4 separate regions of the Mus musculus genome follow, and regions 2, 3 and 4 are each linked to region 1. Evidence: chromatin loops called from intact Hi-C (ENCODE). Cell type or tissue: gastrocnemius. All regions are shown on one strand. Links, peaks and the distances in the headings refer to the core of each region. The heading gives the core; the rest is flanking DNA.

What was found. A loop is a pair of places that touch in the nucleus more often than their neighbours do. Peaks named below come from ENCODE experiments on the same cell type or tissue, not always from the same donor. Only the 100,000 strongest peaks of a DNase experiment are listed, where the experiment ranks them.
Region 2: a loop joins it to region 1, with 2.2 times the contacts of the local background. A loop is called at or near these places in 9 of 42 quality-filtered maps.
Region 3: it touches region 1 in a loop (2.4-fold over the local background); 11 of 42 quality-filtered maps call a loop at or near these places.
Region 4: a loop joins it to region 1, with 4 times the contacts of the local background. A loop is called at or near these places in 8 of 42 quality-filtered maps.

The regions. Positions count from the first base shown.
Region 1 is chr2:167,459,925-167,467,565 of GRCm38, reverse strand. It overlaps Slc9a8 (solute carrier family 9 (sodium/hydrogen exchanger), member 8), which reads right to left. Exons shown (of 17, transcript NM_148929.3): 11 at 2,109-2,225. Among named protein-coding and RNA genes, the nearest start is that of Spata2, 29 kb to the left of the region's middle. In gastrocnemius, for the core only: a CTCF peak has its summit at 4,411 (motif pointing right); a DNase peak (open chromatin) is centred at 4,431; H3K27ac peaks cover 1,637 bases.
Region 2 is chr2:167,294,435-167,302,075 of GRCm38, reverse strand. B4galt5 (UDP-Gal:betaGlcNAc beta 1,4-galactosyltransferase, polypeptide 5) reads left to right here. Exons shown (of 9, transcript NM_019835.2): 8 at 1-66; 9 at 593-3,632. The coding sequence ends at 740. Among named protein-coding and RNA genes, the nearest start is that of B4galt5, 51 kb to the left of the region's middle. In gastrocnemius, for the core only: no CTCF peak of the experiment used is centred there; DNase peaks (open chromatin) are centred at 1,984 and 2,575.
Region 3 is chr2:167,277,255-167,284,895 of GRCm38, reverse strand. No RefSeq gene overlaps it. Among named protein-coding and RNA genes, the nearest start is that of Ptgis, 40 kb to the right of the region's middle. In gastrocnemius, for the core only: CTCF peaks have their summits at 4,073 (motif pointing left) and 5,545 (motif pointing right); DNase peaks (open chromatin) are centred at 4,067 and 5,576.
Region 4 is chr2:167,216,003-167,223,643 of GRCm38, reverse strand. Ptgis (prostaglandin I2 (prostacyclin) synthase) reads left to right here. Exons shown (of 10, transcript NM_008968.4): 5 at 2,284-2,435. It overlaps Gm52569 (a long non-coding RNA gene), which reads right to left and starts at 2,288. Exons shown (of 3, transcript XR_003954099.1): 1 at 2,145-2,288; 2 at 1,526-1,565; 3 at 199-457. In gastrocnemius, for the core only: CTCF peaks have their summits at 1,311 (motif pointing left) and 4,057 (motif pointing right); DNase peaks (open chromatin) are centred at 1,001, 1,282, 2,318 and 4,070; H3K27ac peaks cover 194 bases.

The sequences.
Region 1 (7,641 bases), core at 1,582-6,581:
TGGGGAAGTGGATAGTTGAGATGGGGTCTTGCTATTTGACCAGGCAAGCCTTGAATGCAATGTGAGTGCTGAGACTGCTGGTGTGAGCCACCACAGCTGGCTTGCTTCCTTACTACCACACAGGCAATGGCCCTTGCTACTGAGAATTTCACAACGTGATGAGTTAACTGTCAGATACTGAGCAAATAACCAAGTCCCCACCACGCATTCCCTGAGCACTCATCAGTCAGGGTCAGACATTGTGAGCATGTGACTGTGGGGCCACATGACAGATGAGAAAGTGGGCACTGTAGTTAACTCCCCCCCCCCCAGTAGGTCCGAGAGGAAGCTAACTCACAGAGCTTGCAGGGAGGACCCATTTTCAGGCTTGGCTGCACTTGGTGTGCAAGCAATCACTTGTGTGTGCTGAAAACAGCACCTCCCAAGTCTAGGTTCCTGCCACGCATGGTTGGCACACGTCTTTAATCCCAAAACTTAGAAGGAAGCATCTGCATGTTTGTGAGTTCGAGGCCACCCTGGTCTATAAACCAAGTCCAGGATACCCAGGACCACACAGAGAAACCTTGTCTCAATAAATAAACAAATAAGACAAAAACAAACAAAGGAAACCAAAAAACAAAAGAAAGAAAGAAAGAAAGAAAGAAAGAAAGAAAGAAAGAAAGAAAGAAAGAAAGAAAGAAAGAAAGAAAACAACTTTCCAGGCTCCTGATTAAACTATGGGCCCCCAAAGAGCCCAAGCGCTAAGGAGATAGGGACTGCATTTTAAGATGTGCACGAGCTGGTGAGTTGTTAGCACGGCTCAGCAGGGTGGGTTCTTCAGTGGGGCCACAAGCAGCAGGTGCTTGGCCTTCCCCTCCGAGATGCCTTCTTATCTGATACTGTCTGATCCTCCAAGCCAGAGCACCTAGGCCGACTTCACCTTTCCCAGGAGCAAGAATGTGTGGTTAAGATGGGCGTGGTGGTGCACACCTTTAATCCCAGCCTTGAGAGGCAGAGGCAGGGGGATTTCTGAGTTTGAGGCCAGCCTGGTCTACAAAGTGAGTTCCAGGACAGCCAAGGCTACACAGAGAAACCCTGTCTTGAAAAAACAAAAAAAGAATGTGTGGTTAACTTAACCCAGCCTTTTAGGGTGGTCATAAAAGCTGCTTCTGGCAATGCAAGCTACATCAGAACGGCCTAGTGCACTGGCTGAACTTCTCTTGGAGGAGCTGTCAGGACAAAGCCCATGCCTGGTGAGTTTGACAGCAGGTGTGACGGAGTCTCAGGAGCTGCATGCATGTGCCCTGCATGTAAAGCTGGTCTGGGTGCAGACAGAAGCTGAGGAGTGTGCTGTTCTCTGTTGCCTGCCCTGAGGGGGTCAGGTCAGGTCAAAACCTTTAGCTGAGGCTTTCTGGTGAGAACTGTGTGGATCAAATGACTATGACACTAGAAGGCTGTCTTCTAGCTTGCTCCTTGGCAATGGGCTCCCTGGCTTCTCCTTACCCAGCCTCCCACAGCCAGCCCTGCCATCCTGGCTCCAAAGTGAAACAGGGCCCCTCAACACCAGGGGAGGCTGAGGTTGCAACTGAGGCCTCGTCTTGAGTGAGAGTGTGAGTGTCGGAATAGCTAGAGGTGGCACCTTCATTTCAGGTATGAGCAGGAATAGGGTCATAGCAAGATGGGGGAGGAAGCTCCAACTCTTGCTGCTTAACAGAAAGACCTCATGTTCAGCCTAGGGAACGCTGCTCTGGAGTTCCTTCCGTGCTAGGACACCTCCCTTACAAACTCACAGTGCCCCTAGCTGGAAAGCCTCGAACTCACAGAGATCTTGAAACTACCCTGAGAGTCCAGGACTTAGGGGCGAGGTCATCCACCCGGCCTCAGCATCATTTCCACATCAGACGTCTGCAATGTTCAACAGCATCTCTACTTCTGACCATAATCTACAACCATCAGATGTCCATTTCTTAGGTGTTTCACGTCTTTTATGGAATCACAAGTCCAGAGGAGCCAGCCCTGGAGGTAGGGGCACAGTAATGACCTGGGCTTGGGGGGCTCTGTGCCCTGCTGCCAAGAAGAATCCTAGCCTACACACAGAGAGGGCAGGAATCCCAGTTTGTGTGACTCACCACACAGGAAGGCCACAGTTCGGAGAGTCTGCTGCATGAGGATCTGGGTGACTGGGGAGAGGTTATGGTGTGTATAGTGTGACATCACGATGCCAGAAAACAGGATCGCCATGATGCCTGGAGAGAGAGGCAGAGGGCAGACATGACACCGAGCATAGGGACAGATGTGCAAATCAAACAACATCATCCCCAAATTCCCCAAACCCCAAATATATTAGGGCTTTAAGAAAATGGAAGGGGCTGGAAAGGCTGCTCTCCCAGAGGAACCATGTTTGTTGGTTTCCAGCACCCACAAGGCAGCTCTCTACTATATGTAACTAAATTCCAGAGGATTCTATATCCACTTCTGGCATCCAAGAGTGTCAGGTGTGCAGTATATAAGATATATATTCAGGCAAAGCACCCATACATGTAAAAAGGAAAGAAAAGGGTACAGAAAGAGACAGATGCAGCTTTCAGTTGGCACATTGTTTGCCTAGTATCCCCCTTAAGAACATAAGCCAGATGTGATGGCAAACACACTTGTAATGCCAGATGTCAGAAGATCAGAAGTTGGCTAACAGCAAGTTTGAAGCCAGCCTGGGCTACATGAAACTAACTGGGAGTGGAGGCAGACACACAGCTGTGAGGCCTTCCAGAAGTTGCAGAGAAATGGACATGCGGTTTCTCCTCAGCTGTAGTTGGTGCAGTCCCTATTCCCACAACAGTCAGAGGGATGGGAGATAAGTTGTGTGAACTGAACAGCACAGGACCAGGCTCAGTAGCTGTGAGCATCACTGGACATTTACCCTTAGCTTAAAGGTAAGAAGCTGGCATTGCATCTACATGTGAAAAGCCCCTAAACCTGGATGTAATGGGTAGGGCCATCTGATGGGCCTTTAAAATACACTGATTTTAATTTCCCTGTAGTCACCAATTACTGTTCTCAGGCATAGTGTGACTTGTTACCCAGGAAGGTAACTGACTGCTTCTTCCTGGGCTCATCTGTCTGTGTTCCCTGAGGACTGCTCCCCTCTCTGAGGCTCTACACAGGTTCTTTTTATCAGAGCCGCATCTGGGCAGAAGGAAGCTGAGGTTTTTTAAGCCACTGAACAAGATGCCAACATACATAAAACTGAAAATCCAACTTTTTGTTTGTTTGTTTGGTTGGTTTTGGTTTTGGTTTTTCGAGACAGGGTTTCTCTGTGTAGCCCTGGCTGTCCTGGAACTCACTTTGTAGACCAGGCTGGCCTCAAACTCAGAAATCCACCTGCCTCTGCCTCCCAAGTGCTGGGATTAAAGGCGTGCACCACCACACCCGGCTAAAATCCAATTTTATAAGCCAAGCTTTAATTCACTTCCATCATTTTGAAGAAACAGTTTCACTGGCCAACTGCACCTGTACAAAGGGAGTGTCACACACTAGCCTCTGAGCTGATCACATGCAAGGCCCTGCAAAACAGGCCACCTACTCTTTGAAATCCCCACAGGGCTCTGCTGTATACGTGGCAGAGGACTGGAATGTTCTCTATTTTATGGTCATAGCCAACCATAAAATGTTTCGTGATATGTTAATTATCTGACCATAAACCCATAACATGCACCTTTCCCATGATTGTAAAAATAACTGAAAAATTCTGGTTTTTTAGCTCTGGTTTCCGACACCATAACATTTGACTCCTAGCACTGACATGGTAGCTAAGAACCACACACAACTCCCAAGCACTTTGTGGCACACAATCATTCACAAAAAAATATGTCTACCCAGGCAGGGTAGCAAGCACCTTTAGTCCCAGCACTTGGGAGACAGGCAGGTAGATCTGTGATGAGTTTCAGGTCAGAGCTACATAATACAGACTCTATTCTCCAAACACAAAACAAACTTTAAAAAAAAAAAATCTAAAAAAAAAAAAAGAATGACAGCAGACAAATGTGCAGCTCTGGTAAGACATGTTTAGCATGTTCAAGGCCCTGGCTGGAGCCCCAGGCCTGATGCCCAGTACTGTACAGCAACCACCAGCAAGAAGCACCCATGGACCAGGAGGGAGGATGTAGTCGGGAGTGGTCTTGGGCTTAAGTCTAAGAACCACCAACATCCTTCTCATCTTGATGCAGTGTTAACCAGAGAGGATCCCAGGCTACAATGCTGTCACCAGCCAGACTACCACTGCAGCCACCCTACAAAGAGAGATGCTGCTACGACTGGCAGGAGGGTCTATAAATACTTGTTCCCGAGACCAAAGCCTCAGGAAGCAACTTAGCTTGACACTGAAGTGTGGAAATTCCTGAGGTCTGTCCCAGGACAGCACTGCTCAAATCCAGCAGGGGGCAGTGTGGCCAAAGGGCTCTAGGTGTCCAAGGTGCACTGGCCAGGGGGTAGGAAGACCAAGAACACTCGGTATAGTGATGGCTCTTTGTTAGGCCGCTGCAGCCCTGCTGGACAGGTCCAGCTTCACTTCTGAGAAGATAGGAATTTGTTTCTTACCCAAAATCTTTAAACTTCTGAGAGTGACCGATGCAAACGGTCCATTCCCTGTGGACAAGCGCACGGATGCTGAGTCTGACTGTGCGCTTGACTCTGAATGCTGGAATGACCCAGAGGTACTTCACCATGGGCCAAGGTCTGGGGCTACAGGAGAGTTCAGATGAGCACTCCAAGGGATTCCTCGGGAGTCTGCCCACGAAGCCCCTCCACACACAGGCCACCCCACCCTGACACTCAGATTCACCTACTGTAACCACCACCTGTACACAGACATCAAACGGAGGGAATGGGGCTACAAGGGCTCACTGTTGGGAGGATACATGGATTAGATAAAACACAAAAAATACCATAATTTAAAAAAAAAATCTTTTTGAATTTTATATGCCCATGATCTGCTGGAAAAGCAGATAGAACTGAACTTTTTTGTTTGGTTGGTTGGTTTTGTTTTCTCCGTGTAGCCCTGGCTGTCCTGGAACTCACAGAGATCCTCCTGTCTCTGCCTCCCAAAGGCGTGGTCTCCCCTCACTGCTCACCCCAGCAGAACTAGTCACTGTCAAACACTCAGCAGTTCCTAACAAAGTAAAACTGGTATATCACCTAACCTAGTAACCTCACTAAGTAGTCACCCACATAAAACATTTGTGAATGTTCACAGGCCAAAGGTAGAAAAGTCTCATCAGCCCTGGGACGGAGACACCCTGGGACAGTGAGATGGTAGTGCTTCCTGCCACCTGTCAGAATCAGGTACTTTAATCATTGTGTGTCACATGACTTTTAGTGACATCTAGAAATAACCACTAATAATGTAGCTCATGGTGACCAAAGAAGACACAGTATGGGGCAAGGCCTCCTCTACACCCAGCCAGGTGCACACACCTGTCACAGACACAACTCAACAGAACGCCATACACAGATGACCGTAGGGATGTTGGCCTCACTGCAGTTTAAAGGAGAAGCCTCTCCATGGCAGAGGCCAGCCTATGTGGTGCTTCTCCTCCTCAACAGGTCCCTACGCAGCCCTTACCTGAGGGTGAGGAACTGGTGTCAAGAAGAGCCCTCCCCATTCAGCTGTCCCTGCACATGGGGACAAGGCACGAGGCTTGCTCTGGATCTGCACAGAGCCTCCACATCCAGCCTCATAACTTGACAAAGTGTCACAGGATCCATACCACTTGGGGCAAAAAGCTAACAGGAAGGGCCTACTGACTGAGCCCAAAGCATGAAAGGTCCTAGGAGCCAGTGCTTGGTGGGCAGCTCTTCCTCCTACAGCTGGGGCCACCTCTCTAGAACATCCAAGGTATCTGCAGCTGGGAGCCCAGGAAGCCAGGGTTTGAATCTTACAACCTCTCTATCTGCCTAACAACTTTGAATAAGGAGTCAGCCGGGTGCCCAGTCCAGGGGGTGTCGAGGTTAAGCCTGTGTGGTAGCCAGGTGAGGGGCACATGTCTGCCATCTCAGCCAAGGAGACAGAGGCAGGGGATTTCAAGCTCAAAGCTAGCCTTGGTTACCTAGTGAAACTCCCATCTTGTAAAATCAAAACACACAACGCATTTTAGTGTCTAAGAAGCACCCGCTATAAACCAGGCAGTGGTACCACACACTTTTAATCCCAGCACTTGGGAGGCAGAGGCAGGCAGATTTCTGAGTTCCAGGCCAGCCTGGGCTACACAGAGAAACCCTGTCTCAAAAACAAAACAAAACAAAAACAAAACCCAAAAAAACCAAAATAACAAACCACACAAATAAAAAGAAGCCCCATGTCATGGTTTGTATATTCTTGGATCAGGGAGTGGCACCATTTGTAGGTGTGGCCTTGTTGGAATAGGTGTGTCACTGTATGTGTGGGCGTAAGACCCTTTACCCTAGGTTCCTGGAAGTCAGTCTTCCACTAGCAGCCTTTGGATGAAGACAAAGAACTCTCAGCTCCTCCTGCGCCATGCCTGCCTAGATGCAGCCATGCTCCCACCTTGATGATAATGGACTGAACCTCTGAATTTGTAAGCCAGCCCCAATTAAATGTTGCTTTTATAAGAGTTGCCTTGGTCATGGTGTCTGTTCACAGCAGTAAAACCCTAACTAAGACACCCCACCCCGCTATAGTATGTAGCAACTCTATTTTGCTGCAGTGTGTGGTTTCCTTGCTGGAGGGAGATGGGTTAAGCAGGCTCTGAACATCAGCTCAGGAGTCGGTACATTACTGTTCCAATTCCAGCTGGGACAGCAGCACGTGTGTCCTTGTTTTGTTTCTGTGCTGTGTCCACTGTTTGTACACATCCATGAGTGTCCACACATGCACAAGTGTGTGCACGCGCACGTGCAAGTGGAGGTTGGAGGTTGACAGCAGGTGTCCTCCTCTATTGGTCTCATTTTTTGTTTGTTTTTGGAGTTTTTTTTGTTTTTGTTTTTTGAGACAGGGTTTCTCTGTGTAGCCCTGGCTGTCCTGGAACTCACTCTGTAGACCAGGCTGGCCTCGGACTCAGAAATTCGCCTGCCTCTGCCCCCCAAGTGCTGGGATTAAAGGCGTGCGCCACCACTGCCCAGCTTATTGATCTCATTTTTAAGGCAAGGTCTCTCACTGAACCTGTAGTTGAATTCTGCTAGACTGGCTGGCCAGCCATCCTCCTGTCTCAGCACCTAGTACTGGGATTATGGACACAGGCGTGCCCCACACTCAGCTTTTTCCTGAGCAGTGTGGTCCAGGCTCACTCTTCCTACTCTCGGTCTTTGCTTTACCACAGAGCTGTCTTTCTAGCCGCTGCCTTTAAAGAAGATCGCATTTATCTACTTATCTGTCTGTCGTGTGTGTGTGTGTGTGTGTGTGTGTGTGTGTGTGTGTGTGTGTGTGTGAGAGAGAGAGAGAGAGAGAGAGAGAGAGACGGCACAGATTTTGGACTTGCTTCTCACCCTTCACTATGGAGAATCGGGATCAAGGTAAGGCCATGGGTCTCAGTAGCAAACGCCGTCCCTGGTTAAAGCACCTCAGGAGTGTGATTTTGTTTCTAAGGCAGAGAACTCATAGCCTGGGCTAAACTTGAATATGCTCTGTGGTGAGGATGACCTGCACTCCTG
Region 2 (7,641 bases), core at 1-5,000, 160 kb after region 1:
AGGGGACACAGGAAAATACAAGTCCATTCCTCACCACCATCGAGGAGAGGTCCAGTTTCTTGGCAGGTTGGTGCTGTTTATTGGTCCTCAGGGTGGCTGGTAGCTGATTTCTCCCCTCAGCTTTCTCAGCCAGCCCATTCTGTTGCTTTTGTCATTTGCGGCCGTGTCTATGCTTGGCTTGGCCTCCAGCTCTCCATCCTCCTGCCGTTGACCCCTCACTGCTGAAATTGCTGCGTGCACCAGCTCTGCCACAGTGTGTGGCGGGCACCATGGGTGTGCATCTGTCCTGATGAGCCAGGGTAGACATTTTAGGTGACCATTGGTGAGATAGAGTTGAGGTCACCTTCTGCTAACCCCTGTGCTGTAAAGGTATCTACAAGGGAGTGGTAGGGCTCTAAGCCTGACTTCTTTCTGCCCCTCCTCTGTAATCTCCGGAGCTCCCCAGTTCTGACCTGGGATTCGTCTCTGGAGCCTCCGTTTCCTTGGGCCTCAGAGGCATTAGATGAGATGCTGGAAGACGGGTCCAGGCATCTGCCCTGGACTTGTAAAGCTGGGCGTCAGCTCTCCTCCCTCTCTGTCCTCGGCTCCCCAGGTACGCTCTGCTGAGGAAGTCAAAGGAGCGGCAAGGACTGGATGGCCTCAACAACCTGAACTACTCTGCGAATGTCACGTACGACGCCTTGTATAAAAACATAACTGTCAACTTGACACCCGAGCTGGCTCAGGTGACTGAGTACTGAGATGCGAAGAGAAGCCGCACTCACCTACCCACCGCTCCCTTGGACGGGCTGCGACCCGCCATCCTGGGGGTCAACACAGGAGGACAGAAGAGAGTGGAGCACAGGACCATAGGGGTTCCAGAAAACTGTCACAGAGCACACGCACAAAGGCCTTCGCTGTAGGGCCCAACAGGGACAGGAGACTTGAGGACACCTGTCATCAGCACTGGTGTCTATTCCACAAGACAGATGTCTGCCCTGCCACTCCCTTCCGTCCGTCCCTGTCCGTCCCCCCCCCCCCACCGCCCCCAGGTCCTGTCTCAGCTGCAACCCATAGAACTGCAGGGCCAGGCTAGGTGCCCCTTGGATAGATGGGTGGCCAAGCCCCCTGGCCTGAAGGCCCGTCTCTGCATCTCTACAGTTCTCTTTGGTTTTCATTTTTCATTTGGCTTAGTTTAGGGGTTTTTGTTTGTTTGGGTTTTTTTGTTTTGTTTTGTTTTGTTTTGTTTTGGTTTTGGTTTGTTTGTGGGGTTTTGGGGTTGTTTTTTTTTTTGGTGGTTTTTTTTTTTTTTTTTTTTAAAGAAAAATTTTCTGCTTTGGGTGGGGACTGAGGACAGAGGGGAGGGACTTGGTGTGATAGACATATAACAGTCACTTCTTGAAGAAGTGCAGTTGTAAATAAGCCATGTAAAATGCCTTTTTAAAGTTTAATTTTATAGCTGGCTCCACATCAAAGTGAGGGCCTCATATGTTAGATCACCTTGGGTGGCAAACACCCCAGTTCCCACGCAGTTGAGTGTCATCACCCAAGTCCCTGTCATCTAGGAAGGAAGTGGATGCAGGGTGGAACAAAGAACCTCCGGTCACTGTAGCCCCTCTTCTCTGCTCTGCCCCTCCTTTCCTGTCCCCTCCTTTAGCCCCTTCCCCCAAGGACTTCCTCCTGGAGACTCAGCCCCTAAGCTGGAACTGCTGTTAGGGGCACAGTGCTCTCCCCTCTTACAGACCCAGCGGAGCCAGCTGGGATGTGCAGGGGAGGGGAGGCAAAGGCCCAGGGCACAGGCTTATCACTCCAGTATGGATGGCGGGAGCTAGAGACCAGGAGATATGAGGCCAGTGTGAGCTGTGTCACAAGTTCCAGGTCAGCCTGTGCTGTGTAGCACAGTCCAGCTCCCTACACCTCCTCACACACACAGTGGCTGCTGGGTGACCGTTCCCTTTTTTCTTTGGAACTTGGCCACAGTTTCTCTGGGCTGTGCCTGCATGACCAGCTGGCTTCAGTGATTTCTCCGTTTCCCTCTTTAGTTTCTAGGAAGCCACTGTGCTGTGCTAAGAAGCAGTTGGTCAGGAGGGCTCAGCCCAGGAGCAGGTGGCCCTGGGGTGCATGTCAGCCAGGGGCCAGTCAGCCCAGCAGTCTCCCCTGCTCCCTGACATGAGTTCCTAAAGGGCACTGAAAAGGGCACCTCCTTCCTGTGTCTGCCTCCACTGCACCCCCAGTCCCTAAAGCAGGGATCGTGTGTGGTGAGGAACGCTCTCTTCTGGCCTCAAGCTCTTTGCCTCTTTGCCTTCAGCACCCTTGATGTTCATGGTTTACATGGGTGGGGGTGGGATGTAGATATGTGGGGGTGGGGTTTTGCATCACACAGTTGGTTCTGAGGACAGATGATCCCCACAGACTGTGGGAGTGATTGGCCAGGCCTTGTTTTTTCTTGTGTTTTGTTCTTTTTGTAGACTAGTGTGGTAACTAGGGAACAGATGGCACTGCAGAGTGCTTCCCGCTCATATGAGAGAGCAGGTGTCTGCCCTTGAGAGCTGGTGAGCCGCGTCATCTGTTTGCGCTGGGCAAGGAGCTGCACCGCTGCGTTGACCTGCCTTGTCTTACGGTACACACAGCAATAAAGCCTGGGTTCCGCCCGGTCTCCACCCTCCCTCCGCCTCCCTTGGTTAGTTTCACAGTGCTGGCAATGAAGCCCGTGGCCCACCACGCTAGGCGAGTGCTCTGCCACTGAGTCACGGCCCAGCCCTCTCTCCCTCATTCTTCTGTTTCCATACCAAAGGCCAGGAGTGCTTCACTGTGCTGGAGCCATGGTGTCCTTTGGAGGGACAACGGTGCACGCGGCATGTATCCTGGCTGAAGCGCTGCAATCTTACACTAGCCACAGGGTACTGTTTTGAGCCAAAGGCTGATACTTAATTGAAGAGGGAAAATGCAGATTTGGGGACAAAGGTCTTTTTACTGCTCAAGTAGGGTCGCTTCTGTCCTGTTGCAATCATGTCCAAGTTTGTTTTTAGTGTGGACTTTTGTGGGCACTGTCTGTCATTGGCCACCCAGTCACGTACCGAGTGGGCAGTGTCACAGCCAAAGCTACCACTGAGCCACAGCGTAGGTCATTGCTTGAAAAAAATGACAGTGACAATGGAGTGTGACCTTGGTGTACTGTGGCAGCCCAGATGACTGAGTGCTACAGACGAGTGACCCTTAGATGACCTCCTCAACTGCCTGCCTTGTGTGTGCGCGCAAGGCCCCTCTCTGCACAGGGGTTCTTCGGGGGAGGGGGTATTTGCAAAACCTTAATTTTGTTAAAATGGGGGACTCTGTCAGGGGACTCTGTCATCGCTTCCCTTCCTCAGAGGACAGCACAGAGCCGCGGCGTACACACTGACGTACCCACCACCAACAGATTGAGGCACTGACGCAGCCAGCTTAGCCCAGCATTACTGTCTCTGTTGTGAGCTTGCTCTTTGTTTTAAAAGGTGCCAGGGGTACATTTTTGCACTGAAACCTAAAGATGTTTTAAAAACACTTTTCACAGAAATAGTCCTTGTCATTACATTGTTCACTCATGTGTTTGTACATTTTTGTATGTTAATTTATGAATGATTTTTTCAGTAAAAAATACATATTCAATAACCAAACCTTGGTAGTCGTCTCTCTGTCTAGCTGCCTCTCAGGGTGGTTTCCCTTCCTCTGTAGAACACCACACACTGGCGACACCAGGGAATGAAGATCTGGCTCCAGAACATTCTCGGTGGGCAGTCCTGGGTTCTTTCTGCCAGAACATTCTCGGTGGGCAGTCCTGGGTTCTTTCTGCCAGATCCTGCTCGTGTTGTAATCACAAACTGTTAGGAATTGAAGGCTTGTCATTCCCGGTGTGTGTGCATTTTGACTTATTTTCCCATCTCGTAGCCCAGGCTGGCCCTAACTTGTTCTGTGTGTGTACTTGAGGATGGTCGTGAACTTCTGGTAGCTATGTACCACCAAGCTCAGTTTGTGTGGTGCTGGGATTAGCGTCCAGGCCTCCGTGCTTGTTCGCCAGCTCTCATCAACAGAGCCCCAGCTCTGCTGTCTTGTCTGTCTGTCCGTCATCCTTCCCTCCCTCCCTTCCATGGTTGAGGCCCACAAAGGCCAGAAGAGAGCTCTTGCTCACCTGGACCTAGAGTTAACGAGCCACCATGGTGGTGGTGGGAATTGAATTCAGATTCTCCTTCGCTAGAGTAGTCCGTGCTCATAACCACCGAGCTCTCTCCACCCATCCCACCTCCTCATCCCCCAGTATTCTCTTTACCTGCATCTAGTCACTGCCGACAAGAGAAGGGACCACTCTCAGTCCATAGAATGTTCTGGGAAAGAAGGCTGCTGGCTGGTCCTTACTTGGTCAAAGTGGAGGCCATGTGGGGTAGAGCTGGAGACCCGGGAAAGGGAAGATGTGTGCTCACAGCACCAAAGTGCAGGCAAAACTCAGCAGGACCCGTGGGACCGGGAAGGAGGCTGGGCACATACTAAGAAAGATGGAGTTGGGGCTGTATATGGTGGGATTTCACAGTTTCTAGGGACGTCGCCCACTGGGGGGCAAGAGTGAAGAGCAAAGATGTCAGGGTGGTAAGGAGTGATGGAAGAAGAGGCCAGGGTGGGACCCCAGGCCTGGGGGGTGGGGAAGTCCTTGGGAGCTGCCATCTTCCCCGCTTTGTGTGGTACCATCTTCTGTATTGTGTTTAAGGGGCTGAAGACCACCAAGCAAAAATAGCAGGTGGGAAGTTGTAATCTGGCGAGGGCATCAGGGAAAGAGCCATTTTGGCCTGGAGGATCAGTTCCTGGAGGAGGGGGGAGGAGGTGCTGAGAACAGGACTCAGAGGGTTAGGGGTTACAGAAGACAAGATGCTTGGGTCTGGGTGGGGTCTGTGGGACGGACAGCAGGAAGCATGGAGCTGTGCTGCATCCCGGAAGAAGTGCGGCTGCAGGGGACACAGGGAAAGTTGGGCATTCTCAAGAATCATTGAGGGGCTGGTGAGATGGCTCAGTGGGTAAGAGCACCCGACTGCTCTTCCAAAGGTCAGGAGTTCAAATCCCAGCAACCACATGGTGGCTCACAACCATCCGTAACAAGATCTGACTCCCTCTTCTGGAGTGTCTGAAGACAGCTACAGTGTACTTACATATAATAAATAAATAAATCTTTAAAAAAAAAAAAAAAAAAGAATCATTGAATACAGTTCAAAAGTGACACCGGATGAAGGATGGAAAATGGAGATGGGCAGTGGGTATCACAGGTACTGCGATCCAGGGAAGGTGGCAGGAAGACCCAGGGGTGCTGGCCCTGGGGAGATAGCTGAGCACAGCAGAGGGGGTCTCAACGCCAGTGGGAGGGGAGTCACCCTCCTGATAGATGTGACAGTCTGTAGAGCATGCTGTGAAGATGTCTCCATCCCTGGAGTCACCTTCTCCGGAGAACTGTATCTCATCTCAATGGTTCACTCAACCTTCACCTGAGTCTCCTGTGGGACCCAGGGTGGGGCCTTGTTATGGGTGTTTGACAGCCTTTGCCACTAAGTGCCAACCTGAGAAGTCACTACACTTGAGTGACTCAGATGGGACCTAAGGAGGCTGCTTTGAGGTCAGAAAGTGAGCTGTGAAGTATTGCCCGGAGCTGAAACCCTATCAGGGGCTACCCGGCTGCTCTTCATTGTGTGCACTTAAAAGCTTTGCCAGGCATAGTCTAAAAGTAATTTGTTCTAAAAGCAATAAGTGAGTTTTTGTTTGCTTGGGGGTGGGGGGGGTGGATCCCCCCAATAGTTTGCCTACATATTTGCATGTGGTGGAATAAATTTAGGATGTGTAAAATGCCCTGTGACTGGTCCATTGTCTTAGCATTCTACAGCTGCTTTCTGTAGGGCCAAGTGTCACCTTCCCTGAGAGTCCTGTGTGACCAGCAGGCTAGGGCACCACTCTGCCCCTCTCTGCTCCATTTTGCTTCTCACACAGGAACAAACCGCTGCGAGGCCTCCTAACACACCAAAGCATAGTCTGGCCACCAGGTTCTCCCAGCATCCTCCACCCCCTACTCGATAGTGGGTCCTCCTGGCCAGCATACCCTAAACTTCTCCAGCTAGGGGCTGGGCTTCTCTTCCTTCAGCATCCCTGATTCCTACATTACCTACACGTTTTGGTTACTTGATCCTTTTTGCCCTTTGGGATTAAAGCCTTGCGCCACCACTGCCCGACACAAATCCTTCTTTAAGCTCTTTGTCCAAGCAATGAGGCAAGTGATGTTCTTTTTTGTTTGCTTGGTTTTTGAGACAGGGTTTCTCTTTTCTCTGTATAGGCCTGGCTGTCCTGGAACTCACTTTGTAGACCAGGCTGACCTCAAACTCAGAAATCTGCTGGGATTAAGGGCGTGCTCCACCACGCCCAGCGCAAGTGATGTTCTTAAAAATGCTTATTTAAAAGCATTTAGGCTGGGGCAGTGGTGGCACCTTTAATTGCAGCAATCAGGAGGCAGAGGCAGGTGGATCTCTGAGTTCCAGACCAGCCTGGTCTACAGAGTGAGTTCCAGGACAGAGAGGGCTACACAGGAAATCCTGGCTCTGTCTCCAAAACCAAACCAAACCAAACTAACACAAAAATAAGAGAGAAGGGAGGGAGGGAGGGAAGGGAGGGAGGGAGAGAGAGAGAGAGTGAGTTAGTTCAGACCATCCTCAGCTACATACATAGCAAATTCAAGGTCAGCCCAAATTCTTTGGGTCACAGAGATCCTGTCTCAAAAATTAAAATGAACAAGGAGGCATGGAATAAGGGGGGAGGGGTGAAACCCCACGTTTGAGCCTTTGCTGCGCATGCGTGAGGCTCCATCCGCAGCACGGAAGAAAGGAAGGAGAGGGAAAGGAAAAGAAGCGAATTCTCAGCAAACCTGGTCAAGACAGAACACAGGAAGAGCTGGACTGGGGAAAGACAGGAGTCATAATCGCAAGCCCTTCTCGGAATTCGTGAAACACGCATCACGAGTGTGTAAGAGCTGCAGGGAGCAGAGACTGCTGGGAAGCCCGCCCCCTGGGGCACATTCTATGGGGAGCAGACAGACTGCTCAGGGCCTCGGAGCCACAGGGGAGGTTTGAAGCGGGCAGAGGCAGCGAAGTTCCCAGTGTGCTCAGACCCACATCCCAGGCACTTGGGAGATTGAGCTGGAAGGCTGGTGGTTCAAGGCTTGACTGTGTCACTGAATGAATGAGTTCAAAAGACCGTCGGGGGTTGGGGGGGGGGCGGGGGTAGCTCAGTGTGAGACACTAGGTTCAAGCCGTATACTGTAAATAAAATTAACCGAGGTCTAGAAGAAATAGTAAGGACAACAGGTGTGTGAAGGGACAGACGTGGACCAGAGAGAGTGGCAGAGGAGGGAAGGCAGGAGAGGGAGGCAAACAGCACTGAGGGGTGGTAGGGGCTCTTGCAGGGCCACATGGGCCATGGCTAGAGGCTGGAGCCCACTGCAGGTCTTGCCTGGGGAGACTGTGAGCCTTGGAGAGGAACAAATGACAGCTCATGCCTTAGAGCAGCCCAGAGCAGCCAGTGGGGCAGTGGGAAAGGCACCAGCATGGAACTGCACCCTGGGAAGCCTGTAGCCCCGCCCAGCCGGGAGATGATGGGTGATAGAGA
Region 3 (7,641 bases), core at 1,043-6,042, 180 kb after region 1:
TTTGGCACATCAGTTGATTGACTATCAGGTGGGGGAAGGATTTTGCCCTTTATATCCCTCACAGAGCGACACTGGTCAGCTCTATGATAACCCTTGCCACACTTAGAGCAAAGAGTGAGAGTCCCCCCCTGTTTATCTGGAGCTCTGTAATCTTTCTTAAAATGCCCAGGCTTTTTGCAATTAAAACATGTCCTCTGATCATTTCTGCTCATGGAGCGGTTCTGAGATTGGAGGATGGCGGCCGCTAAGCCTGCATTGGTGAGAGGTCCCCCAAGCTCTCGACAGACCCTGAGCCAGTCTTGTAAGCCTTTGTTCTTTCTTGGGGCTATGGCCGCTCGGCACTCCTTTGTGGCTTGCTCATAGATTAGCTGTTCTACCAGAGGCGCGGCTTGCTCTGAATCTCCAAAAATACGCTCTGCTGCCTCTGTCATTTTGGCCACAAAATCTGAGAAGGACTCCTGAGGTCCCTGGACAACTTTTGTTAATTGACCAGTGGTTTCACCTGCTCGGGAGAGCGCCTTCCAGGCCCTAATAGCCGTGGAGGAAACTTGGGCATAAGCTCCCCAATGGTAGTTTGTTTGATCAGCAGAATAAGCTTCCTGACCCGTTAACAAGTCAAAAGTCCAATCTCTCTGCTCTGGAGTCAAAGCAGCTGCGTTTGTTCGGGCCTGCGCTTGTGCAGTTTCATGTCAAAGAGCTCTCCATTTCATATATTTGCCCATACTAGGGAGAGCGGCTTTTACAACCGTTTGCCAGTCGGCAGGAGTTAGTGCCATGTCGGCAAGCCTGTCTAACTGCACCAAGGTAAAATTAGCATTGGTTCCATATTTACGGACCGACTCGGCAAGCTCTTTAATCTGTAAGTATTCTACCGGAGCGTGGACACGCCCACCCTCGGCTCCTTTAAAGACTGGAAATGCCTGTTGTATTTTCCTTTGTTCCTCTCTGGGAATGAATGAGTCTGCGCACTGCCTCTCTGTGCATTGTCTCTCTGCGCAGGGCTGACGCACTACGCAGGGCGGGGGCTCCGCATAGGGCGGACCTTGAAGCCGACTGCCCTGAGGCCAATCAGCAAACTGGCCTTCGCCAGCCGCTTTTGTCCTTAACTGATTAGCTAGTACTTTACCTGGCTGGTACCCTTTTTTCTCATAATGAGCTGCTTTTTCCTCCCAGTCTGTTTCTTCAGAGGAGAATTCATCATCTGATTCAGAGCTACCAAGAGCTGGCTCCCCGAGCCCATCCAGCGATGAGCACAGGCTCCTTTTCCTAGAGACCTCCGCTAATTGATCTTTCTTCTTTTCCCTTTTTCCTCTTTTTTTTTTAATCTCTCTCCAGGTATTCCTACCTAACCTTAACTTTTCCTCGGGTTCAAGACCCTTGGAAAGGCCTGTATACTTATTTTGTGTACCATATTTTCTCTTTGTTCTTACTCTCTCTCCCCACTTTACTTCTGATAGCTTGTCCTGAATTTTCTCTAGAATTTTTAGCCCTATCTTAATCACTTGATAACATGTGAAAAGGAACAAAAGGGCTCCTAACACCAGAAAAAATTCAAGGCCAAACATATTCCACTTTACTTTTGATAGACTGTCTTGAATTTCCTTAGAAAGTTTAAGACCAGACTTACCTCGTAAAGCTGTACTCACTGGTACTCTCGTTCCCCAGCTGAAAAGTTCTGAATTCATACAGTTGAATCCTTCTTAACAGTCTGCTTTACGGGAACCTTTATTACCGCGACCCGCAGTTCTGGTTCTGGAATGAGGGATCTTTCTTGCACCGGTGATGGTAAACTCTCGTCCCGGGTTTCGGCACCAATTGTTATTAACGCGTTCTCACGCCCGGCCAGGAAGAACACAGCAAACCAGAATCTTCTGCGGCAAAACTTTATTGCTTACATCTTCAGGAGCAAGAGTGTAAGAAGCAAGAGAGAGAGAAAACGAAACCCCGTCCCTATTAAGGAGAATTATCCTTTGCCTAGGACGTGTCACTCCCTGATTGGCTGTAGCCCATCGGCCGAGTTGACGTCACGGGGAAGGCAGAGCACATGGAGTGGAGAACCACCCTCGGCACATGCGCAGATTATTTGTTTACCACTTAGAACACAGCTGTCAGCGCCATCTTGTAACGGCGAATGTGGGCGCGGCTCCCAACAACTGTCTATAGAATAAACTGCTGTCTACAGAATAACACTGTCTATAGAATAAACAGCTGTCTACAGAATAACACTGTCTATAGAATAAACAGCTGTCTACAGAATAACACTGTCTATAGAATAACACTGTCTATAGAATAACACTGTCTATAGAATAACACTGTCTATAGAATAACACTGTCTATAGAATAAACAGCTGTCTATAGAATAAACAGCTGTCTATAGAATAACACTGTCTATAGAATAAACAGCTGTCTACAGAATAACACTGTCTATAGAATAACACTGTCTATAGAATAAACAGCTGTCTATAGAATAAACAGCTCTTTATAGAATAACACTGTCTATAGAATAAACACTGTCTATAGAATAACACTGTCTATAGAATAACACTGTCTATAGAATAAACAGCTGTCTATAGAATAACACTGTCTATAGAATAACACTGTCTATAGAATAACACTGTCTATAGAATAACACTCTCTATAGAATAAACAGCTGTCTATAGAATAAACAGCTGTCTATAGAATAACACTGTCTATAGAATAAACTCCTTTGGAGGACATTCAAAACTTTCCAAACTAGGGCTGGAGAGATGACTCAGGAGGTAAGAGCACTGACTGCTCTTCTAGAGGTCCTGAGTTCAATTCCCAGCAACCACATGGTGGCTCACAACCATCTGTAATGGGAGCCAATACCCTTTACTGGTGTGTGTCTGAAGACAGCTACAGTGTACTCATATAAATAAAACAAATAGATAAATAAATCTTTTTAAAAGAAACCCTTTCTGAACTGTTCCCAAGTTGGGGGCTCGCTGTTCCCCCAGAAGATAAGCAAGTAATTCATACAGAAGTAGGAAAGGGGCCACTGCGGGTCTCAGCTTTGTTACTGTTTCTCAAACAGTGTGACCATAAGCAGCTGGCAGGGAGGGGCTCATTTCCCTATCTCAGCATTAGCTGTATATCCTGCAAACGAGGACTTGTGCTCATCAAGGTGAATGGACGTCCCCTGGAGATGATGGAGCCGCGCACGCTGTGGTACAAGTTACTGGAGCCTGTCTTGCTTCTGGGCAAGGAGCGATTTGCTGGCGTCAATATCCGGGTCCATGTGAAGGGTGGTGGTCGTGTGGCCCAAATTTATGCTAGCCGACAGTCCATCTCAAAAGCCCTGATGGCTTATTACCAAAAATATGTGGATGAAGCCTCTAAGAAGGAGATCAAAGATATCCTCATCCAATACGATCCGACCCTGCTTGTAGCTGACCCGAATCCAAAAAGTGTGGAGGTCCTGGTGCCTGTGCCTGATACCAGAAATCCTACCAATAAGCCCACCTCAAGGATCAGAGTTTACCTTTGTAATAAACATCCTAGGATTTAAAAAGGGGAGAGAGAGAGAGAGAGAGAGAGAGAGAGAGAGAGAGAGAGAGAGAAGAGAGAGGGCAAAGGTCTTGAGGCAGATCCTGCACCAGCACATATGAGGGGCAGGCACAAGGGGGCCAGAGCATCTGCCTCAGAGCTAAGGAAGGGTGATGGGCTAAGGAAATGGGAAAAACCTCCTATAGGCCGTGCAGCGATCCCAAAGTGTGCCCAGTGTAGGGTAGGACATGGGCAAAATGGAAGCTGGCACAGCTTTGACTCTCAGTGCCACGCCTTGCCGGCAAGGTGGTTGCTGCAGGCTTGCTTTGTCTGGCTGAGACTCCTGCTGTTGGTGGATCCTCTCTGCCTGTGATCTCTCAACAATATTAGGATATGGTTATGATGGGCTCTGTGTGAGAAAAGAGACATGCCACAGGCCTGAATTAGCAGACCATGGTTGCTCTAACATCCTGCCACGAATGGTGGAGCCTCCCAAGACCCTCAAACACCGACAGTTGCTCAGGGCTGAGGCCGGTCTTGCATTTGGGGCTGGCGCCACCTGGCGGCCGCAGAAGACATTGCTGCAATCTGGAGGGCACCGAAGCGCGATTGATTCGTGGTGATGTTAGAGCAGGTTTGGCCGTTTTCACATGGGTTCTGGGGTTACGCTCAATTTGTCAGGCTAGCATGGCGAGTCCCCTATCTGCTAAGCCATTTCACCAACCCAATCTTGCCCTTGATGCAAAGCCTCTCACCTGGCCCCGAAACTCAGGCGAGGTGAGCCTGGATGGCCAGCATGGGATTACTGGTGCACACCACCAAGGGTGGCTTTTCTCACGTGTGCCAGGAACTGAACTCAGGGCCCTGTGCTTCTGTGCTGAGTGAGCCGTCTCTCCAGCTCCCTCTCTTCTGAGATTGGTGCGCATGTCACAGATGTCACTTTAGCACCCTCGGGTGCCTCTGATTCCCTATGTCAGCTGACTGGGGCATCACAGGTGTGGTCTCTGCCGTGCTGTGCCGCAGGATCACCAAGTGCACACGGTTCCTAGCTTCTGCCCTCACCCATCTCCTCTTGGTGAACAGCTCCCTGAGGACACTGCTGTTCCTGATGTCACCACTGTCCCCTCAGGCAGCACACAGAACAGTGACTGCCGAACAGTAGGAGCCCTGCAAAAGTTTGTTCTGTACTTGGGTAAATGAATGTGCAGCTCAGTGCAGTGGCGTGAAGAGACCGATTCCTCTCTTACACCATGGACCCTATTCCACTCCTAATAAACAGGCGATCTCTTTGAGCCTTACTGTAATAGGCGCTGTTCCCACCTGGCATGGTAGCGCACACCTTTAATCCCAGCACTTGGGAGGCAGAGGCAGGCGGATTTCTGAATTCAAGGCCAGCCTGGTCTACAGAGTAAGACACAGAGTACACAGAGAAACCCTGTCTTGAAAAAACGAAAACAACAACAACAAAAAAAAATAAATAAAAAGCATTGCTCCCATTGTGGCTGGGAAGGTGACTCAGTGGTTAAAAGAACTTCTTGTTCTTCCAGAGGATCTGAATTTGATTCATTGAGCTCAGGAGACCAGGGGGTCCACTACCTTCTTGCTTTCAAGGGCATCTTCACACATGTGGCACAAGTGCGCGCACACACACACACACACACACACACACACACAGATATTAAAAATTTCCCTCTCATGTTCTGAGAATTGAAATATATAGTAGCCTATGTGTACTCCCAGGAAAGCCCAGGCTCAGCACATAGTGGGTTCTCAACAAATGTGTATGGTTGACCAGGCTCTAGGACAATGGTTCTGACTACTGTCAGGACAAACAGTAGGTGCTTAACAAAGGCAGTTTCTTACCTTAGTCATCATGCCCCACCCCCCTTCTTCTCTAGTTCTAATCCCTGCAGGGGAGAGCTGTGTTCAGCCTGGTTGCTCCTCCCATAAACACAGTAGGTGCTCATTAAATACTGGTGTTGAGGGTGTTCTGCCAAGCACTCAGAGAGGCTCAGATCCAGACTGTCGTTCTGCATGGTGGCCAGCAGGGGGAGCCTGGAGCCTGGGGTTCCGCGTTGGCTGCAGGGACCCACAACCCAGAGTGAGCTTCTGCCTACCTCTGGTACCCAGGTACTCTCCTTATGCTCTCCTCGGATCACCTGACCTGGGTGAGTGGGCTCTATTGGACCCTTTTCCTGCACAGAACACTCACTCCTCCCCACAAATATTGCTCCCTGAAGTCTTCACCGTGCTAAGGCGACCCATGGCCATCCGTGCTAGTCAAAGGTGGTGGGCACGGCTGGACAAGGCTGTTCACTAGCCAGAGGTAACACTTTCCCACCATTGCATGGCAGGGATGTGGAGGCGGGTCCCATGCCTCGGGACAAGAGTGACTGTCTTGAACATCTGTGCCTGCCCCACAAAGGAAAAGAGGTGCCATCTGTGACTAAAAGAGGGCGCTGTAGGGCTTAACCGTGGGCTGAAATGGCCATCTTCGTGGCACCGTTATGGAAATGGCCGCTCTGAGGAACATCCCTGCAGGCTCCAGCTGCTGGCCTGTCCTCTGCCAGAGCCCTGCCCGAGGCTGGTCCAGAGGGAGCCCAGAATGCCACCAAGCGATAAACTGTGCCCTATACAGATTCTGAGCTGCTGCAAGAAACTCCTCTGGCCTCAAGTGGCTACAGGTTAAATCCTTGGCTTATCTGAGGCCTCCAAACCCTGTACGTCCACCAGAACCTTGTGCAGGCTCAGGGTAGGGTGGGGTGGGGAATCCTGGGATAGAGCTGTCCTGGAACTCACTCTGTAGACCAGGCTGGCCTCCAACTCAGAAATCTGCCTACCTCTGCTTCCCAAGTACTGGGATTAAAAGGTCCGCCCAGGCCCAGATGGAGACCCCTTGAGGCAGGATATACAGCTGGTGCTCAGGCAGGCTCCGGAGCCTTCATGTCTGTTGGAGGCTCCATTTCTTTACTTTATTTGTGTCTCTTTTGTACAGCAAAGCATTCTCTGCACCGCCAACTCTTTCCTGGGCAGGGCTTGGAAACCCATTTCACATGGGCAATAATTTTAGGGACAAGGAAGGGCTGAAATTACAGGCCATTCTGCCACCCACTCCCGCTGGGACAACGCACAGGGCCAGCTCAGAATTTCCTGAAGCTGGGATGTTTCCTGTGCCAGGAGGATGAAGCGTCCTGCGCTGAGTGTACTCAGGACAAGGACATACGGGTCCTAAACGGTGTCTGTGGCCTCAAAGGGTGATGACCAACAAATCAACTCCCTGCCACCTGGACTCAGAATCACCCAGAGTTATCCCAGGTCAGCTGTTCCAGAGAGAGCACCCCAAAATTGTGGCTTGGCCCCAGTGCAACAATGGATATATATGGTTTTGTTTGTTTGCTTTGTTTTGTTTTCTGGGGTTAAAGAAGGATTTTTTTTTTTAAAGCATTCCTCGGGCTGGAGAGATGGCTCAGCAGTTTAGAGCACTGACTGCTCTTCCAGAGGTCCTGAGTTCAATTCCCAGCAACCACATGGTGGCTCACAACCATCTGTAATGGGGTCCAATACACTCTTCTGGTGTGTGTCTGAAGACAGCTACGGTATACTCATATAAATAAAAATAAATAAGTCTTTTTAAAAAAAAAAGCATTCCTCGGGGCTGGAGATATGGCTCAGCGGTTAAGAGCACTGACTGTTCTTCCAGAGGTCCTGAGTTCAAATCCCAGCAACCACATGGTGACTCACAACCATCCGTAATGAGATCTGATGCCCTCTTCTGGAGTGTCTGTAGACAGCTACTTACATATGATAAATAAATTAAAAAAAAAAAAAAGCATTCCTCACACGAGGGGTCGCGGAGACATGGGGAGTAGGGGGGTCATCACTCCCAGGGCAAGCAAGCCACCGCTACAGCCTATCTCACCCTGCACCCACCTGATGAAGTTTTGTGGGTGGTGTACAGCAAGGCGATGAAGACCCGGTCCTTGTGCCAGAGTTGAGCGGATAGCCGGAATGCACATAAGAACACTTGCTAGGACACTCTCTGCCTGGATGCCCTGGGGCTCTGGGACATGGCCCAAGGTTCTGTGTGAATGGATGGAAGGGAAGTTTCTGGGAGCTGGTCCACCACTGTCTGTT
Region 4 (7,641 bases), core at 966-5,965, 240 kb after region 1:
AGCTGATGCAGAGGCCACGGAGGGATGTTACTTACTGACTTGCTTCCCCTGGCTTGCTCAGCCTCCTTTCTTATAGAACCCAAGACTACCAGCTCATGGATGGTACCACCCACAATGGGCCGGGCCCTCCCCTCATTGAGAAAATGCCTTACAGCTGAATCTCATGAAGGCATTTCCTCAAAGGAGGCTCCTTTCTCTGTGATAACTCCAGCTTGTGTCATGTTGACACACAAAACCAGCCAGCACAGTCCTCTAGCTGAGCATCACAGCATCTGTGCTGTGGCTTAGACTCTGGCTAGCAGTGCTGCTTGGGAGACTCACCAGGGAGCTCGACCTGAGGTCGGACCTCATAACTGTAGTAAAAACAGTGCAGCAAAGTGCAGCTTCTTCAGCTGTGCAGCGTCTTCAATGGTCCCACAGGAAACAGCAGGGGCCACAGCAGGTGCGTTCCTGATGCCTGAGAAGGCAGAGACCCAGAAATGGGGCATCTGGGGGCTTTCAGCCACAGGGCTATGGGGCGCCGGCTGTGCCAAGACTTTAGTGAGGAAACATCACGGGCAAGGCCCTGGTGTGGGAAGAAGCCAGGGTGGCGAGAGCAAAGCTGGGAAGTGGCAGAGGAGAGAGCAGGTAGAGATGTCTGCAGAAGTCGGCCTCTCAGCCCGGAGGAAGGCTTTGGAATGTAGGCTCAGCTGGATGGTGACTTTAGGGACTTACGAAGGGGCCCCAATGCAATCTAGTTTATGTTTCTATGTAGAGGACATCTGTAGGTGAGAACCAGGCAGGGGCACCAACTATCTGTGAGTCGTAGTGATAGCCTGGACCCTAAGAGGGCAAGAATACACGGTTGGCAGGACCTACTGAAGGCTTTTATCAGGTGAGGATGTATAGGGTCTACGGAAGGGAGGTAGGGGGCCTTAGGAAAGGGCTGGTTGTCACCAGCATAGGCGTCCCGCGGGGCCTGGGCCTGGCCTGAGTTCCTGCCTCTACCTTTGTGCTGGGACACTGCAGTTACCTGAACTAGGAAAGTATGTAACATTCAGAAAGGCAGATAGGAGGTGACAGTCCATATGACCCAATATGTCCTGTGGTGGCCCTCCCTCAAAGTGGCGTCCTAAGCTCCACTCTGGCCTCCTTGGCTCTCTGGCAACTCACTTCACCCTGAGCAGAGGGCTCCTTTCCAGGGCCCAGGTAGTTGGGTTTCCTCCCGGGAAAGCTTGCTACATAGTCTCTAGGCCACTAACTCCACCTTCTGGGAGCTGTGGGTTTTCTGTCAGCTCCGTTTTAGTTTATGGCACAGAGTGCCACCTACTGGCCACCTGGATCCATGTACGCTGGTAGGGGAGCTGACTATTATAAGTGCGTCCCCACGTCTGCCCAGAGTTAGAAGAGGGGAAGAAAGGAATCTTTCAGGCTGAGGATGAGGTACAGGGAAGGAAGGCTGAGCTTGGCCTCTGAGCCCTAACTGTTCCTAGGGGAAGCGGGTTTCTTGTTAGCCCAGAGGAGAGAGCAGGAGTGAGTCTCCTACCTTGAGGGTTCGTTTCCAGGGGCACAGACACTGGGCTGGGCTGGAGAGGGAAGTGGGGTGCAGGTGGGTTGTGATGGTGGCCTGCATGGCTCTTGGTAGACAGGCTTGTGATGGCTTGTCACCAGAGTCCTCAGGAGTGTGTTCTATTTGTATATCCATCTTTCCAGTCACCCTACCACCCACACACCCCATCCACATCCACCCACTCTCATCCATTCATCTACCCATCCATCCACCCCCCACCCCCTTCACATCTCTGCATCCACCCATTTATCCACCCACCCATCCACACCTCTGCATCCATCCATGTATCTACCCACTCAGCCACTTACTACTGCTCCACAGACTTAGCTACCCACCACCAGTGACCTAACATTCATTGCGGGCCTACTGTGGCATGCACATTGTGGGTGTGGTGCCGGGTGGGGACTGTGCATGCTTCTCTCAGTCTCTCCCCCCTCCTTCCTGTTTCTCCCTCTCCCTGCTTGGAAAACCCTCTCCTGGGAGACCTGTGACTGGGGGAGCTTAGGAAGGTGTAGTGTTCTGCTCCATTCTGTTGCTGTGATAAAACACTCTGACTAAAGACAACTTGGGAAACAAAGGGTTTAGTTCATCTTACATTTTCAGGTCAGAGTCCATCCCCGAAGGAAATAGGCTTGGTAGGAACAAAAGAGGCAGGGTAGGAACTGAAGAAGGGAACCTGAGGCGGGGTAGGAACAAAAGAAAGTCAGGACCTGACTCGTTGCTGTCCCCCACAGCGCCGGCTACCTGACCCTATATGGAGTGGAGGCCTCACCACGCACCCATGAGAGTCAGGCCCAAGATCGTGTCCACTCAGCGGATGTTTTCCATACCTTCCGCCAGCTGGATCTGCTGCTCCCCAAACTGGCTCGAGGCTCCTTGTCAGCGGGTAAGCACCATGAGGTCACTGCAGAAATGGGTGCTTGTTAGTGGCATTTTAATAACTGTGTTACAGTTTTCCTCTTACCCGGCTAGCTCCCAAATAATTGAGATTGGATCGTTATATTTAGTTAACACGCTTTAAAGGCACAACAACTGAGCAGTTACCACTCTGTTTTAGTCTTTTATGCTGATCTGGCTACCTCCCTACCCAAATCCCCAAGATGGCTTTCTATCTCTTTCCTGGGCTGCATCCCCTCCCCTGGTTGGCAAGAAGTCCCGCCCTATTCTCTCCCCTGCTCAGTCATTGGCTATTAAGCTCTCTTTATTGACATATCAGGGAACAATTGGGAAGCTGGTGTTTACATAAGATTGAGACAGGAGATTCTCTGAATAAGGATTGCAACCAGATACAAGGGAGACAGAAATGAGCGTTTGAATCTTCACACAGTGCACAAGAACATTTTGCCCATAGGTGGTGGGTCCTGTGCACAGAAGACTGAATGGTCTTTCCTGTAAGAAGCAACAATAACCAGGCGTGGTAGTGCACACCTTTAGTGTCATCACAGAGGCAGATAGATCTCTGTGAATTTGAGGCCAGTCTGGTTTACATAACCAACTCCAGGGCAGCCAAGACTACATAGTGAGACGCTATCTCAAACAACCAAAAATTAACTAATTAATTAGCTAATAGAAAGAAAAGGAGTGAAAACTGTGTGATAAACCATCCAAGGAAAACACTCAAGATGGAAGGATGTGTTTTGGCTCCTGGTTTCAGAGGTTTCGATCCACAGCCACTTGACTCCATTGCTGTGGGCCTGTGCTGTACCTGAACACAGTGGGGGTGGGAGCACTCAGTAGGAGCACTCAGCAGAGGAGGCTGCCTACCTCACGGCAGCCTGGAAGTGGAGAAAGCTGGAAGAAGGGTCTGGTGATATTACACACCCTTCAAAGGCACATACCCACGATCTGCTACCTCCCCCCCCCGCCGCCCCCCCCCAGCCGTACACCCACCCATCTGGCCATTAGCCCATCTATGAGGCTAATTTCCTCACAACCCAGCTGTCTCCCCATAATGCCACCAGCTGGGAACCAAGCCTTCAGTATGTGAGCCTGTTGGGGACGCATTTCACATCCAGACCATCACAGTCCATTTGGATTCAGAGCTCTTGAGGACACTGAACCCTAGGGCTGTGACCTGTCTTCCTGTTGGTTTGCCAGCCTGCTGGGCAGAGGCTGTAGCTTCCTTCCTCTTGTCACATCACTGTCAGAGACAAGCATCAACCCGGAGGGCAGGAATGGGCATCAGGCATCTCGCTCACCTCTCCGCCTAGCATGTTGAGCTCTCCTTTGGCTTCTCCAGCCTCTGCAGGCCCTCTCTGGGCTTTCACTCTCTAATGTAGTTGGGGGGGGGGGTCCGGGGCTCCCACAGGTGAAATCACTTGTCACAGGAGCAGCAGGCAGGTGGTAGAATAGGCTATGTGCACACTTTGTCTGCTTGAGAAACCCAGTGTGCTAAACATATGTCCCATCCCAGCACCAGTTGGTTCTCCAGAAAATGTTTCTTCAACTCTCCCTCCTTCCATGGGATACAGAGGGTAGATCCATGAAAGGCTGTTTCCTAGTGTGAGCAGCAGGTGGCAGTGTTGGACAGTTGCTCTCAGGCAGACTCAAGCAGTTCCCAGACCTGGTGGGTGCGGTATGCCCGGGAGACCAAGTGGCGGAAACCCTACCAAAATATCAAATCAGATCGTTTTCTCCCATGGTCTCTCTTCCAGGAAATGACCCCACAGACACACTCATATACAGTGATAGATACTCATGGCCACACTGTGACCACAGAGCTAAAACTGACCCGTGCCAGAATAGGGGCTGATTAAATTGCTGACGCACTGTGTGAGAGCATTGTATGAGAAGAGCCCCCCAAACCTGTGGAAGAGAAGGGGATGAAATCCATGATGATCAAGGTGGGGGGCGTTGGCCAGAGCCTTCCACCTCAATCCAGATGTGGTAGCGATGTGCTTGAATTTTTGCCTTTAAGAAATGAGATGAAGCAAAGAGAAGCTGAATTCTTACAGCACACCAAGTGTGAAGGCTTAGGTTACTGCTTCTGCCTCCTCCTCCTCCTCCTCCTCCTCCTCCTCCTTCTCTTCCTCCTCCTGTTCTCTTCCTCCCTTTCATTGTCTGTCTGTCTGTCTGTGGTTTACTCATATGTGTTATGTGCACTTTCTTTTTTTTTTAATTTTATTTATTATTATATCTAAGTACACTGTAGCTGTCTTTAGACACACCAGAAGAGGGCGTCAGATCCCATTACAGATGGTTGTGAGCCACCATGTGGTTGCTGGGATTTGAACTCAGGATCTTTGGAAGAGCAGTCAGTGCTCTTAACCACTGAGCCATCTCTCTAACCCTTATATGCACTTTCAATCCTCCTGCCTCCACTATTGCTAAGATCACAGTTGTACAGCCACACCTGGCTTTCTTTCTCTTAGTGTTTCCTGTGTACATGTGAAATTCTCCATCTTTTCAAGTATATTTCAAATATAAAAATGTATCCGTGTTGCCCAAAACATACACATGAAAAGAAAGTTGGCCCTCTAAGGCCTTGAGAGTCCTGAGGGTTTGTATGCTTTATTTGAATACTTTTGGGGGGGGCAAAGGGGGCTAAGAGATAATCTTGCTGTGTAGGCCAGGATAGCTGGGAACTCACTATATAGCCCAGGCTGGCCTCAAACTGGTGATTTTCTTATCTCTGCCTGCTGAGTGTTGGGATTACAGTTGTGTGCTTCAGTTTACTCACCCAACAGGACACATTTACAGTAAGAGTCACAGTGTGACCAAGATTCTAATGGCCCCGAGGTAACACACCAGACATTTACAGGTCATCTCTACCAAGCTATCTCTGAGCTCAGAGGGGCATTCAGGACAAGATTTGAGTGTACAGGGGTGAAGGCCTTGCTCCGTGGATAAGGAAGTGACTGTGGCCCAGAGATGGCCAGGCCTCAGTCAGACCCATGCAACATGGGCTTCTGCGACCTCTGTGTCTGGGTCACTCCCTCTGTCCTCTGGACACAGGGTTGGGTCAGACCGCCCTGTGGTGCTTTTTAGTTGTTATGAAAAACCATGATCTGGAAAAGGGCTCGTGAGTAAAGTGTTGGATGCCGGGCACGAGGGACTGTCATGAGGGACTGTCTGGACCCCAGCCCCTAGGGGAGAGTTGAGTATGGTGCCTATAACCCTAGCGCTGGGGAGTGGGGTGGGTCCTTTGAGGTTCCCTGTGGGTCAATGTGGCTAAAAAGGCAAGTTGTAGGTTCAGTGAGAGACCCTGGCTCGAAAAACAAGGTGGGAAGCAATAGAGCAGCAGTTCTTACCCTGTGAGCGCGAGTCACATGACCCTTTCACAGAGGTCACCTAAGACATCAGAAAACACAGATACTTACATTATGAGTCATAACAGTAGCAAATTTACAGCAATTAAGTAGCAATGAAACACTTTTATGATTGGGGGTCACAACATGAGGAACTGTACTATAGGGTACTGAAGGGTCACAGCGTTAGGGAGGGTGAGAACCTCTGCAATAGAGGAGAATACATGCATACATGTACACAGGCACACAAGCACACATGCACACAGGTACACAGGCACACAGGCACACATATACACATGCACACAGGCACACATACACACATGCACATAGGCACACATACACACATGCACACAGGCACACATGTACACATTCACACAGGCACACATACACCCATGCACACAGGCACACATGTACACAGGCACACAGGCACACATGTACACATGCACACAGGCACACATGTACACATGCACACAGGCACACATGTACACAGGCACACATGCACACATGCATACAGTCACACATACACACATGCACACAGGTACAAATGCACACATGCACATATGCACACATGCACACAGGCACACATACACACAGATGCACATGCACACAGGCACACATGTACACATGCACAAATGCACACATGCACATATGCATACATGCACACAGGCACACAGGTACACAGGCACACAGGCACACATGCAAACATACATACATGCACACATGTACACATGCACACAGGCACACATGCACAGAGGCACACATGCACAGAGGCACACATGTACACATGCACACAGGCACATATGTACACAGGCACACATGCACACAGGTACACAGGCACACAGGCACACATGCACACAGGTACATAGGCACACAGGCACACAGGTACAAATGCACACATGCACATATGCACACAGGCACAAAGGCGCACATGCACACAGGCACACATGTACACATGCACAAATGCACACATGCACAAAGGCGCACATGCACACAGGCACACATGTACACATGCACAAATGCACACATGCACATATGCATACATGCGCACAGGCACACATTGATGAACGCACCAACATACACATGTACCCACATACACACCATACACAACAAACAACATACTCATGCAGCCACAATGACTGCACGATGAGAGATTGCAATTGTAAGGTTGGGCCTCAGGGACAGCCAGATATTTCTGTGGCTGAGTTGAGACCTTTGCCTCTGGTCAGGGAACACTGGGGACATCTGAACCATTGCTGAGGTGATGCTGTGACCTCCTCCCTGTGTCCTTGTTGTTGTTTTTTTTAACTCCAGATGTTGATCTTGAATGGGGACTCTCATAGCCTGAGTGGGGCCTGTGCTCCCAGGACATGGGGAGCTCTCAAGAACCCGACACAGCTGGGCGTGGTGGCGCACGCCTTTAATCCCAGCACTTGGGAGGCAGAGGCAGGCGGATTTCTGAGTTGGAGGCCAACCTGCTCTACAAAGTGAATTCCAGGACAGTTTTTAAGTCAGTTGTATAGCCCTGTGTGGCTGGAAAAACAAACAAACAAACAAACAAACACCCGACACAGTGGGAGTCCTGGGAAAGTTTTGTCTCAGGTGAGCCCATGAGCTCAATACTTTAAATCTAGACTGCCACATGACTGGAAGTGGTATGAAGAAGTTGAACACATTTTCTCAAAATGTTGCCATCCAACTTCAAAAACAGTAAGTCGAGGCTAGGAAAAGGTCTGCAGAGTGTTGGCCACAGAGCCACGGGACCTGAGTTTCGATCCCAGTGCCTGTAACACCTAAGGGCTGTGTGTGTGGTGATGCACCTACAGTCCCAGCCCTGGGCTCTCTGTT